3 separate regions of the Mus musculus genome follow, and all the other regions are linked to region 1. Evidence: chromatin contacts called from ENCODE Hi-C or POLR2A ChIA-PET data. All regions are on one chromosome and are shown on one strand. Each heading gives the region's core, a stretch centred on a gene start or an enhancer-like site at or near the end of the contact. The rest is flanking DNA. Distances are from core to core; before and after follow the strand shown. Region 1 holds the start of Bnc2 (basonuclin 2). Region 2 overlaps Bnc2 (basonuclin 2). Region 3 overlaps Bnc2 (basonuclin 2).

Evidence for each region. Hi-C counts contacts between places; a loop is a spot of excess contacts on that map. ChIA-PET counts read pairs that join two places held with the same protein, here RNA polymerase II (POLR2A).
Region 2: a map of heart shows a loop between it and region 1 (7-fold over the local background). The contact joins the enhancer-like site here to the promoter of Bnc2 in region 1. A Hi-C loop is called at or near these places in 8 of 37 maps with a recorded cell type or tissue (Patski, gastrocnemius, heart and 1 more). POLR2A ChIA-PET finds 5 or more read pairs at or near these places in 2 of 5 experiments (Patski and embryonic stem cell).
Region 3: POLR2A ChIA-PET joins it to region 1 with 43 read pairs in Patski. The contact joins the enhancer-like site here to the promoter of Bnc2 in region 1. POLR2A ChIA-PET finds 5 or more read pairs at or near these places in 2 of 5 experiments (Patski and embryonic stem cell).

What each region holds. Positions count from the first base shown.
Region 1 is chr4:84,673,112-84,677,216 of GRCm38, reverse strand. It overlaps Bnc2 (basonuclin 2), which reads left to right and starts at 1,814. Exons shown (of 7, transcript NM_001369083.1): 1 at 1,814-2,242. The coding sequence starts at 2,240.
Region 2 is chr4:84,542,169-84,546,589 of GRCm38, reverse strand. Bnc2 (basonuclin 2) reads left to right here. Exons shown (of 7, transcript NM_001369083.1): 3 at 185-385. Among named protein-coding and RNA genes, the nearest start is that of Bnc2, 130 kb to the left of the region's middle. Within about 2 kb of position 1,254, at least 1 of the 3 ENCODE cell types and tissues checked has a DNase peak (open chromatin) inside an H3K27ac peak, as active enhancers do; it is heart, where a contact is called at or near this core.
Region 3 is chr4:84,521,305-84,525,698 of GRCm38, reverse strand. The region is part of intron 3 of Bnc2 (basonuclin 2); the gene reads left to right. Among named protein-coding and RNA genes, the nearest start is that of Bnc2, 150 kb to the left of the region's middle. Within about 2 kb of position 2,303, at least 1 of the 3 ENCODE cell types and tissues checked has a DNase peak (open chromatin) inside an H3K27ac peak, as active enhancers do.

The DNA.
Region 1 (4,105 bases), core at 565-3,064:
GTGCAGCCAGAAACACACTGTGTGGATACAACTGTTTGGCAACTTGCTGGACTGTCACTTAAAAGCAGTTAAGTGTATGAATGGGTTTGTGTGGGTAATGACTCTGAAATTAGCTGCTAGCTTTTCCCAATCTTTTCGTGATGCAGGGAAACACACTGAAACTTGGCTTCTTTCTGGAAGCTGCTTGTGAGGCTCCTAGGACCTCAGAATGAACATTTGGTCACCATTATCTCTCGGGTAATCAGTTGCTACAGAATGACGTCATAGTTCTGCTTAGAGAACAAGAGAATATGCTCCACACCTTAATCAAATCATTTGACGATGAGCCTACTTTGATAACATGCATTTAAACATATTGGATAACGGTTAGATACCTAACCCGTAATTTGTCCCACAGCAACTGTCACTCATTAGAAAATTTAAGAGATAAACATGTGCCTAAAGTCTATAGTGTTTCCTGCATAGAATCGACAGATTCTGAAGTGACTACCAATCTGCTTTGCATGGGCCTAGGAGGAGTCAGGAATTTGAACCCAACTAGTACAAGGAACTGCAGGTGCTGGTGGCCCTAATGTTTAAAAAAAAAAGAAAAAAAAAAAAAGGCTGGATCCACGTGGATAAGCTAACTCACATTCTCAGGCCAGCTGTTGCTACTTGGGATCTAGTCAGCCATGGATCCTGAAAAAAAAATTAAGCTTAACCATTGTGAATATACATTAAACTTATGACGGTGTGTGTATGTGTGTGAGTGTGTCCTAAATTCCAAGTCTACATATTTTCGGAGGAATTTAATTCTGACCTCTGAATGAAATTATGAGGCTTCTCCCTCTGCTTGGGGAAAGAGAGAATGGAAGGAGGGACGAGTTACTCTTTTCAGGAAGAAACAGTAATCAAACCTGTTTTCAGCCAACCAAATCTTCCGCAGGATTCTCTGATTTCTTAGAGCTCAAGAGTGTGCTAGAAACCTGTGCTTTCCTCCCGAGACAGATAAGCAAAAAGTTTGCTCTAGCGATGATAAATCTGCACGAGGCGGAGACGGTTTTGGCACACGGTGTACATTAGAAAGATGAGGATGATTAAGTCTCCCCCCTCCCCCCCGAATCTTGCAGCCCGACTGTGTTTTGCTTCCATTTAAGAAGTGTCCTTCAACCGCTGGCGGCTGCGTGCCGAGCCTGCCGCCGGCAACCCGTGTCTTAAAGCAGGGCAACTCGGGTCGTCTGAGTGTCACCCCACACGTGTGACTGGTGTCCGTCGCGGGCGCCCGCTAGGGTGGCAGTCTCCTTCCTCTCCCCCGCCAGCTGCAGCTCCAGGCCCAGACCTAGAAGGGGAAGGAAGCCCTGGCCGCAAGCCGCCGTCTGGGCCGGCACCAAAGCCGCCGCTCCCAGAAACTTTTCGCCCCTAGCTGTGCGCAACTTTCTGCCCCGGGTCCCCGGGCGCGTCACGGTCCCCGGGCTTCCCCTGCCTTCACTCCGGCGCCGCCCAAGGCAGACCAGAGCCGGGCCGAGCAGACCGAGAGTGGGAGAAGCCCGGAGCGGAGGCGCTGCGCCGCAGTCGGAATAAAGTTCGCGCCCGGTGCTCGGCGGCGGCTCGCAGCCTTCCCTCTCCCCTCCCGGCTCCTCGCATTTTTCCCCCTTGTTGACAGCTGGGCGCTGGCCGCCACCTCCACTTCCACGCCCGCACCCCCCGGGGGGCGCCAAAGTTGTTTTTCCATCCACGGAAGAGGGGGTGTGTGTCTAGCGAGGTGGGGGTGGGGGAGGGCTAGACATCCTCCCCGAAGCCCCTAGAAAAGCTTGAGGACAACAACAAAACAGGCGGCGAACACCCTAGTCCGGACAGTTGCGCCGGGAGCAGAAACTTGTGCCGGCGCGGCCACCGGTCCCCCCCGCGCCGCCGCGCGCACCCCGCCTCGCCAGCAGCCCCCCTCCCGGACAGTCCGTTCCCTTTTTTTCTTTTCTCCCTCTGCCCGGGGAGGAGCGGGACAACTCGGAGCGCCGGCTCGAGGGAGCGAGCGCGACCCTGGGCGCGGGTGTAAATCAGTCACCTGAGCGCCGAGGGGCCGCGGCGAGGGCGCGCGCGGGCGGGTGGGGAGTGGCGCGGGCGGCGAGCGCGGCCCGGAGCGGCCGGGCGGGGGAGGGAGCAGGCCGAGCGGCGAGCTGAGGCGGCCGAGGGGCTGGTCCAGGCGCGGCCGCTAAGAGGAGACCAAGAGGCGGGGGCTGCACTTGACAACCAGCATGCCGAGATGGTAAGAAGTTTCCACCTCCTCTCCGCTTGCGTCTGCACTTGGTAGGGACAGACCCGGGCGGGACGCCCCGGGGCCGCGGCGGGCCGCGTTCTCCTCTAGCGCCGCGGCGTGAGGAGGCGGGCAGCCGGCGGCGCTCCCGAAATCCACCCCCCACTCCCCCAACTTGGCCCCAAGTTCTCGAGGCGGCTGCGGGAGGGCGAGCGGGCGGGCAGGCGGACGGGAGCGAGGGCTCCCCGCGCCTTAGGTGAGCGGCGGCCAGTCGGGGACTCTGGGGACCGGGGAGCCCTCGGGGAGGGCGCGGGACACGGGGACCCGGGATGCACGGGGCTGCCGGGACCCGCGGCAACTTTCCCAACTTGCCGGCCTGTTGAGAGCCCTGAGCGGCGGCTGGGCATGGGTGCCGGGGCGCGGCCCGCGGCCCGCGTGGGGACCGCAGCGATGCCCGCGCGGCTGCGGAGGACGCGGACGCGGCCAGTCAAATCCCGCTAGACAGACACGTGTGTGCTTTCCCGAAGTGCGGTTCTGAAGCAGCCGGCCCACTGCGCTTACACGCCGACTGGACGGTGGGATTTGAGACCTGAAAGGGGGGCAGAATTTAAAAACATATATATATATATACAGTAGTGGTGGAGCTCAGGACAAAACTAGACGGAATCTCCCGTGGGATGAGGCGAAGATTAAAACAAAACAAAACTTGTAAGTGCCAAGTGGTGGTGGAAAAGGGATGGCACAGCGCAGGGGGACTCCAGCCCAGTCCCTGGAAGGGACGGCTTCTCTGCAGCGAGGAAGCAGGCAATTAGTTCACCCAGTGATGAGCCTCACTGTCTGCTTTCGGGAAGTCATTTGTTAGAAATGGGGCTTGACCACTCTTTTTTTCTTGGAGTTCCCTACCACCCAGTGTCGCTGTTGTTAGCCCCACTTGGGGGCTCTGATACAAAGTGGGCCCTATGTACATGGGATGTATAAGAAACGGGGTGATAGCAGGTTGACATTTTTTTTTCCTCTTCCCTTCCCCCTGATGTGACATCTCTTGTTTCAGAGATCAAAGTCACAACTGGAATGTAGGAGATGGTACTGTCAAATGCAGACATACACACATACAAAATGCACCCAGGACTGCGGTTACAGTAATGCTGACAGAAATTAAAGAGGTTTTGAAAGCAGCGTGCGATTTATGATGCTTCCCATTTACCCTAGAGTCAAGCTGTTGTAAAACTGATGTACAAAAGACATCATAAAATAATCCTGTGTATCCAGGATTAAAGTGGCAGAAAGTGGCCTGTTTTATTAATTTTTATGTACTTCGTGAACATTTGTAGTTGTTGGATCCTGTGTTAATGGAGGGATCAAAACAAAGTATGAAATATATCTCCTTAGAGCTGGAGAGTTTCTTGTAACGGCATTTTACAGAACATTATTAAAGCCAGTTGCACGCCTTTTCTTCCCCTGGCTAGTATTACTATTTGTCTACAGATCTATTCCCATATACTAATCACTGAGCGGTGGCTGAGTCCATTTGTCTCCCGCTGTTTTGTATTCTGCCTGTTTAGGTGGTTTCATGCCCAGACACACATGCTTTAGGTGGACTTTATTTCTGACACTAAGTATTTCTGCTCGGAAGTTTTCCTCTAGTACCAATCCTTGTCTAAGTTTGAGAGAACTTCCTTTTACTCTTTGGAATCATGCACACGAGAATCCTTTGTGAGCCCTTAAAGGCTCTGTACTTTATATGATATTTGTAGCCGTTTCCTTTAAACTTGTTCAGTTTTAATGAAGTTCTGAGTTGTAGGTACTCTTTCTGTTCCCAGAGAGCAGTGGATTTAAAATCCAGATTGCTAATTACTTTACCAAAGCATAGGAATA
Region 2 (4,421 bases), core at 5-2,504, 130 kb after region 1:
GGAGTCACAATCTATGCATAAATGATAGGGATATCTGTGCAGAAGGTGCGAAGGAAGCTCTGACCCCCCTCCCCCAGATCTCCCCCTTCCCAAATGAAACGCACAGTTCAGCCAGCTTCTTAACTACAGTATACTCCTGCTACTGGCTGCCAAGAAGCTCAAAAAATCCACCTTCACTTTTCAGTCAGAAGAGGCAGAAGTGGATGTGAGAGAAAGAGACACACAGAGAGACAGAGAGCCAAAGAGGGCAAGAGACTTGACTTTAAGAGACTCCTGTACTGACAACTCCATGCAGTTCGGAACCAGAACAACTGCGGCTGAACCAGGGTTCATGGGGACATGGCAAAACGCTGACACTAACCTCTTATTCAGAATGTCCCAACAGGTAAGTTACTTTCATTTTTTTTTTAAAGAAACCTCGAGTTGTTATGTGCCCTTTTCTTCCTGCTACTTTTCTTTCTAAATGTTTCTGAAATTTAAAAATATATACATTGTCATTTCTGTGCTACTGGATTGTGCAGTGTTACTTCCTGGCTTCCCCAAGGGTCCTTAAGGAAAAGGGGGGAAAGGACATCGAAGTTAGAGAAAGCAAAGGCATTTGCTGCAAAGTTTCACCGTGTGTAGCCTGGGTCCTGCGAAGCCTTAATTTATTTCTTTGTTTCCCGCTAAAAAGAGAAAAAGCCACTACTCAACAAATGTATCTTTCTGAGTATGTGAAAGACTTGGTCAAAGTGTCTGCTGTCTCGAAGTAGGTCTTTGCAAGCGAACAGTCCTAAAGCGCGGGCCCCTCACAGCAGCGGGTCTGACTTCTGGTGTCTGGAGCAGCTGGACTCAGACCTGAGCGAGGCTGTGCAGGCTTCCCTGCCGGCCGGGTCAACCCGGAGGGCGGCAGGCTGCGCTCCCGCTTGCTCTCGGCCTCCGTTCCGGCTCGCGGTGGCTTCACTCTCCCCTTGCTCCCTTGGCCGCGGCGCAGCCCGCTCGGCTCGCCACCCGCCCGCCGCCCGCCGCCCGGCGCGGTGCACTCACACTCGGCGCGGCCCCTGCGTTCTCCCAGAGCCGCTTCTCGCTCAGCCGCCGCCGGCAGCTCGGCTGCTACCCTGCCGGGAGAGCCGCCCGGAGAGCGCCAGGGCAGCGGACGGATAATTAATCACCCGCAGCCGTCCGTACCAAGCGCTCGGTGATTTGCGCCCTGCGCGCCCGGCTCCTCTTGCACAATTGCTGGCTCTCCGGCTCCGCGGGGGAGCGAGGGTAAGAGGAAGCGAAGGGGAAACAACCCAGAAACTTTCCTCTTGGACTGTGCTCAAGTGAGGGAGGGAAGTTCCCTGGTGCCTCCCTCCTAGACACGTCTTGCTTTTCAGAAGCCTACCCCAAACCCATACAAAGCAAGAGTTAGTTTATCATCCATGCAGCACCAAAGTAGTACTGACAAATATACTGGGATGTTAAGTAGATGGCGGTTGTTTAAAGATTGGTCTTGCCCCACTCATTTAAAATAACTGCAACTGCTATTTAATAGATCTCTTTTGTATGTGAGAGTTCTCGGAAATTGAATACTTTGGGGGTAGATTTTTAAATGTTTGGTAATGAAATAAAACAATTTTCAAGGCTGTAAACTGTCACAAGTTTAGAAATAACATTTGCCAGAGAGTGCATAAAGCCCGGCTCTTGTAACATTTAACTGGTAAACAGTTTTATCAACCAGTTTTAGATTGGAGAAATGTATTTGAATAAGGTGTATTTTGACATCCTGTAGAGGGACCCTGATAACTGCTGATCCAGTAAGCTGGGATTTAAATGCAATCAACATAAACCCAGTAAGCAACTCTTTATGTGTAAGCTTTTTTTTTTTTTTTTTTTTTTCCTGAAAAGTTCCTTTCTTGTCTGGCAGAGATGCTCCTTGTGTCTGCACAAGGCTTTGCGAGGTGCTTTTCTGAAGCACTTTTCTGTCTGGGTGGCTCTCTTGTGGTTGTTGGAACAGAGTGTGTTTTCACTAACCTTAGAACCTAATAACGTGTGTCCCACTTTAACATTGGGATCTCACCCACCCGGGTTTCCCTGGAGTTAGTGGCATGTGTATGTACGTGCATGCTTTGAAAGGTTACATTGCTTTAGGTTTTTCCCTCTAGTGAAAAAAGAGTTAATAAAACAGATAGAGATAATGATCAATTGATAAATGGCTATTGAACCACATAGATGGCGTTAGATTGCTGCTTGGGCACTAGCCCATTTCCAAGTAGATTTGCATCTAAGGAGACTTTAAGTGGTGGAAAACATTTAGGATTAAAAGAAATAAAAGCAAATTACACAGAAATAGTTCAGAATTAGGGAAATAATTTAAATTTCTCATAGAGAAACTTGTATGATCAGCCCACCATGGTGTTTTCTGTGTGCTTGTTTGTGGGGGCTACAGAGATGTGTTTTGTATGTACCTGTGTGAATGCATGTGTATGGTGAGCATCAGTGCCTGTGAGGAGAATAAAGGCACAGGCAAGGCATCCATGCTTAGTGGACAGATTATAACACAGAGCACCATGACAAAGGATGAGAATCACAATCTTGGACGAGACCATTTTACTGTTGTTTCTTTATTATTGGTTGTTGCTGTTTTGGTGTTGTTAGTGATGCTCAGCCTCCCATTAACTTTCACAGTTACTAAATATTTACCTTTTGTGCATTTTGGAAGTCGTAAAAGAGGGAGTATGTGTTTACATGTGTGTACGTGCTTTTCTTTCTCTTCCAGGATGCCATTTCAGGTTGTGTAGTCTTAAATTCAAAGTCTGTCTAAATACAGGTCTGTGCTGTGCATGCTTAATGCGGCTTTTTCCTTATGTGTAATGGATCAGCAGCACTAGTTAAGAGTGTGTGAGTGGGAGAGTGTGTGCATGTGTGTGTGTGATAGTTTCTGAAATGCTCTTTTAAAGTCAACAATTTAGAAGAATAATAGTTTCTATACCCACATTAAGCCAGCTTTTGCTAAAGATAAAAAGTTGTTTTCTAATTTAATCAAGTATGCAGAATTCTATATATCTAATTTTTTAATGATAAAAGAGGCTTTTCTGCTTGATTATTTTAATCTCTAAGTAAAAATTTAGCTAATGGAGCAAATGAAATCTATTAAATACAGTTTTTCACCGTTTTCTATAGTAGAATAAAAACTTACATTTCCTTGACTACCTTGTTAAGTGTTAGACAAGACTGATTAATAGAGCTAGTGTATGATGTTTAAAGACTGAGCTGTAGAGAACTCAGCACGTATGGTGTTAGCTACAGAAAACGTATGCTTGGGAATGTCTGATGAACACTGAAGTTTAATAAGCTAGGTCTGTGTCTTCTAAAAGTAAGCTAGGCAGAGGCATGGGACAATCTGTATCTTGCATTTCCTCTGAATGAAGTTAGATATCCTTAACTGCAAATCTTTCCTTTTATCTAACATTAGCAAATGATTTGACTCAGACTCAGTTAAGTCTGTCCCCCTTAAAGCTTTAAATGGGACTTCCTGACTTCATCACCCTACCTTACATTATTTTCTTTAAAATCAAAGTGTGATTTGTTGTTGTTGTTGTTGTTGTTGTTGTTTAGAAACATAACATTTTCTTATAGACAGATACTTGAGAGCCTTGAAAGGTATAGCTGTTGACGTTTGTAACTGAGAGTTCTGGATTCAGTTATGAATTGATAATGTCCAAAACCGTTTTCTCTTTTTCCTTATCTCCAAAGCCTCAAAGGTTATTTTTCTCAGGATAACTCTCATAAGGTATTGTTAAAAAGACAAATGGGGAGGTGGTAGGGAGAAAGGAGCTTGCTTTTTGAAGATATTTTTTTTAATCATATTTTGGAAGCTGATTTTTCTACATATTTTGTACATGTTTGTGTGTTTGAGAAAGTAGCAAATAAAATCTTTACAGCTTCCTTCAAGAGAAGGTATAGTTTGATCTAATGGAAATCTTTTTAAGAAATTACACTGTACAGGTAATGGTGGTAGTACACTTTTCCCGTATTACCAGAGCTGTATACCTTTTATTATTGCCCAGGTATACTTAACCTGTTTCAAATAAAATGCAGATCCCTTAATAAGGTCTCTTTTCAGAGTAGAGTGAAATACTAAGTTAGAATTATAAATGATGCTGTGCATCATTATGGAGTAATTTAGGATTCACCCAATGATGTAACAAAATTAACAACATAATTTCATTGTGAAACTGTGTCTTATTAAAGAACAACTGTCTGACATTCTCTTACAGTTGCTTTATTTAACTTCATGCAAATATTATTAGTAGTGACATTTTTCTATTGTGTATTAGATTCTCTCATTAGCATGATGTGTTAGTTATCACCAGAGAAATCATTTTCTAGATAGGTGAGGGACAAAATCGAGAAGGCTAAAAATGAAATCAGTGATTTACATTAATACCAGACCATCT
Region 3 (4,394 bases), core at 1,054-3,553, 150 kb after region 1:
GTGTCCTTATTGCTGTATTTTATCGAATCTAAACTGGTAGTTTGACTCAGTGTTTATATTTTGAAGTGGGAATAGTTTATGTTAAGTATAACATTTTTTTCTGTGTTGGATTTTCTTCTTTTCCAATATGATTTTTTAAAAATATTTTTAAAAGAAATTAATGTTGTCCTTCTCTGTGGACTTGGCATGGCATAGTTCCAGCGAAGGGATTAAAATGACTTTTCAAAGCATGATAATGTCTGTGTAAAGGGGGAAAAACTGTCTTTTAACTAGGGCTTATCCTAATTCCAGCTACTAAGGAGACAGAAATGACACTAAAGCAGACTATCTGGCTTTGTCTTCTATGTGCATGCTAAGTTGCTTTGAGATCACCACTTAGTATTTTAGGGTATTCTTTTAAAGGAGTGAGGTGTTCTTCTGTTGTTCCTGCAGAGGGGCATGGCTTCCTTGCAGGGGATGGGCAGTGCCTTCTACAGGGATAATTCAGCTCACCTGCTGCAAGGTGGGGCCAGAACAAGCAGGACTTGCATCCCTTCTGACCTGCTGTGACTACAAGAGAAAGGAGGAAGATGACAAGTTTGAAAGTGAAAATGTTACCCAGGAAAGGAATATTAGTGCTCAAAGTGGGGGGAATTAAAGATAGGAAAAAAATTTGTTCTGAAAGCCCTACCACAGTGATTAAAATGGTGGTAGGGAAAAATGATGTTTTGTATGAACAGAACTATAGCCTCTGGTAACATTGCTGTGATTTATTCTAAACGTCCGTTGACTTTAAGAATTGAGCTGCAAACTGATGCTAGGACAGGTTTAAAGTTTAGGGTTGTGGCACTTGCTTTGGATGTCCCAGACCTCAGCACTGAAGTGAGCGCCTGTGTGCATTTGCACATGCTTAATACGGATTTTATTCTTACTGATTTATGCATTTTTACCATGCTGATGATTGAACTCAGGGCTTTGCCAATGCTGGATGCCTCTGCTGCATCCCCAGCCCAGTGCGTGTGACTTCAACTCCTCATTAGGGGCAGGCGTGTGTTGTCTTGTTCCTTCGCTTGCTTTTTGTTTACATTGCTTGCAAGCATGATCTTCACAAGTAATGAGTCAAGAAGTTCAGATTTAAATCCGGTACAGTTGCTTGCTTCTGTTGTGATAAGGCTTTAGCTATGTGATATGGTTAACTTCGTGTTTTAGAATTCTTCACCTTTGATTTTTTTTTTTCTTCTAAAAATTTTCTTCTAAAATTGTCAGGAGACATCAGAATTATTTCTGTTTTGTATTTTGTAAGTCTAAATTAAATGTCACTTAAATGTGAAAGAACTGGCACCTTCGCTAAGGAGTCCCCAAAGCAAATGGTCATGTCAGTAATCATAACCTAATTATGAATGCAAAGTGAAGTTTGTTTCTTAAAAAAGCACAAAACAGAGGAAAGTAAGCCCCACAGCATCTCACAGCATTATCTAGCCCAGGAGAAAGCCTCCTTCTGCGAAGCCATAGGGTCCTGAATGGTAGCAGTAGTAATAAGAGAGGATGCTGGCATCTGCCCAAGGACTTGTTCAGAGGGATCCACAAATGGCCTGCTCAGTGTGTGGCTGTACAGAAGTTCCAGGGTGACACATGCCTCCCAAGCCAGTCACAATGCAAGAGGTCAGGAGTCATGTTCAAGGGCAGGGTGTTTCTGGATAAGGCTGAGGAAGCAGAGGTGGCCCCTCTGTGCTCAGTGTGTGGGTCTGTGTACTCCTTTCCCGTCAAAGCTGGCCCAGCATGGCCAAAAAGTGGTTCCTTGGCAGGGTTTAATGGCAGGATGATGTAGTCTGTTGTGACTAGTGCATTCCTTTCAGGTTAAACTAGGGAAATGGCATTGTGTTAAAATTCCAAGTCGCATGAATGTTTTATTGCCACAGTGCATTTAGCCCTCCAGGGGAGTGTGTGTGGCAGAGGTGGGGTTGGGGGTGGGGTGACTTGGAGGCGCAGGAACTATCAGAAGGACACTTCCCTTGGAAAATTTTACCCATCAGCATGAAGCTGATTTGCTCTGATGGTCACTTAGAAGGGTTTCACTTTTTTTCTTCAACTGTGGCTGTTTAAAGTCTTGTAGTCCGGACAATTAGCAGCTGAAGAAAATATGACAAGACACACACACAGAGGCCGGCAGATAGAGAGGAGGAATGAGCCAGAAAGGAGCTGAGCTGCCTTGTGTAAACTGCCCAAGCAGGGCTCCCCCTCCCTGGCCGCCATCCCTGTCCCCCTTTCCCCAGGCTGTTTTTGCTGTCTGCCTGAAGGCCAGCGGGACTGCTCTGTTAACCTTGCACCACTGACTGGGAGGCCTCTGCAGCTCATGGTACTGTGTGTTACCATTACCACTCCCCCATTCCTTCTCCCTGGCTCTCCCCCCCTCCCCTTAACTGCTTCTCTATAACAACGGTTTATATTAGTCAGAGGCATACAATTTTGGAATGCAGAAGGTCTGAGTTAAAACAAAACAAATTTAAGTATGTGCTCGCTTGTGTTCTCCCCCCCCCCCCAACACTCCTGCATTTAGAAAGGCTATCCTGAGCCATTCTAATTCAATTCTCTCCAGACTTTTCCATCGTGATTTAAAACCAGGAATTCTGGAATTTGAGCAGTTTAAACAGGGAAGTTATTGAGTATCTGGAAGGAAGAGTGCTATGAAACCTTGCGTGGAGCCTCAGGTTGAGGGTACAGGCCTCAACAATGACCTCTGATTTTGCACACTGTCCCTCCCTTGCCCCTCTCAAGGAGTGTTTCTGCCTCCTTTATTGTTTCAAACATACAGTTGCCTGCCGAGGACTGATAGCTTGTATTTGTGAGCGTTACAAATAACACTCAGGACTCTTTCATGATCCGGTTCATTTGTAAGAGATTAAAATGTGCACTGATGGAACAGTTTCCTCTTGCTCTCTACCTTTGTAAAGCATTTGGGTTTCTCCCTGTGAAGAGGAGAGCTATAGCTTAAGAAAAGTCATAGTTTGAGCTGTAGTTCTGAATTGCCAGTTTCTCTATGTTTCCAAATGTTAAAATACTTCCAGAATATAACGGAAATTTAACATGAATATTGTACAAAAAATGAGGCATGAGTAAGCCAGTGTACCCTATTTATGTAGAATTTTAAGGGCTTGATTTGTACATTTTTATAAAATGATTTTGTCAAAATAGACCTCCAGAGTTTAATCTGATTAGTGGTGTTTGTATGATGGTTTGTTCTTTTTAAACAGATATATTGACATTGTTTATGGGAAGTCTTAAACTAGCAAGCAATCAACTTTACAACAAAATCGAGATTTATATGTGGACTTGATGCTTCACATGTAAGACATATTCATATACTAACCGTCTTCCCTAAGCTCTTGTGGTCCCCACAGAGTTGGCTCCTTTTACTCTGTGGCTGCTCAGGTGATAGTAGAGTTTGGCTGACTCTGGTTTCCAGTCGGGGATTTTAAAATGTAGGGTTTTGCTGGTATTTGTTTTTTTTTCCTTTCTGTTTTATTATTTATTATAACCAGTTTTAAAGTTGTCCCCCCCCCCCACAGGGTGTGAAAATAAAAGTGTCAAATAACCTTTCATGTGCATTTAGTTTATCTGGAAATATAGTTGATAGTTCTAATCATGGAAGCATTTTTTTTTAATTATGAAAAGGATGTTGTAGCTCTGCTCAGTCCTTTCCAATCTGATTTATTAAAAGTTTCCTCTTATTTTCCAAGAAGGAAAGAGTGAAATGACACCAACATTAAATCTCTCTAATAAGAACATTTCAGCCAAGGCAGGATGGTTTTCCCCAAGTCAGATTTCATTAAAAACAAATCAGTGTCTGTCCTTTGAGCGCTTTTTTGTCCCTTTTGCCAGCCATTAGCATATTGGGAGCTTCCTGGGATAACAAACTGGCCCTGAGTGCGGATGCTCCTGCTGTGATGTCATTCAGGAACCTCCCCCGTCACGTGACCTTGGATAAGACCCTTCAGCGCTGACCTTTCTTGCCTAGGATTTTGGACAGTGTCTCATGCTGTTGCCCAGAAGGTCTCTGACTCAAGCTCTTCTGCCTTAGCCTCTTGAGTCCTAGGATGATGCATTCCCAGCACACATTTTTTTTTTTTAAGGAAATAAATGAATTCATTAATTCTTTCAGTCATGTACCCATTCAGTAATTGAGATTGAAACCAGGATCATTTGTTCAGAGAGTCTTGTACTACTGAGCTCATCTTTGATTCTATGATGGAGACAGGATATTAACCTTGAGGAAGGGAAAAGAAGAATACACGCTAGAGGTTGTGGCTTGTTGTAGGGCCTTCATAGTCTGTAGCCCCTTGAGTTGTTCTGTAGCTTTGGTCCCTAGGGAAGCTTGACTGTTTAGAAACAACGGAGTAAAGCTTTAGGAAAGCATT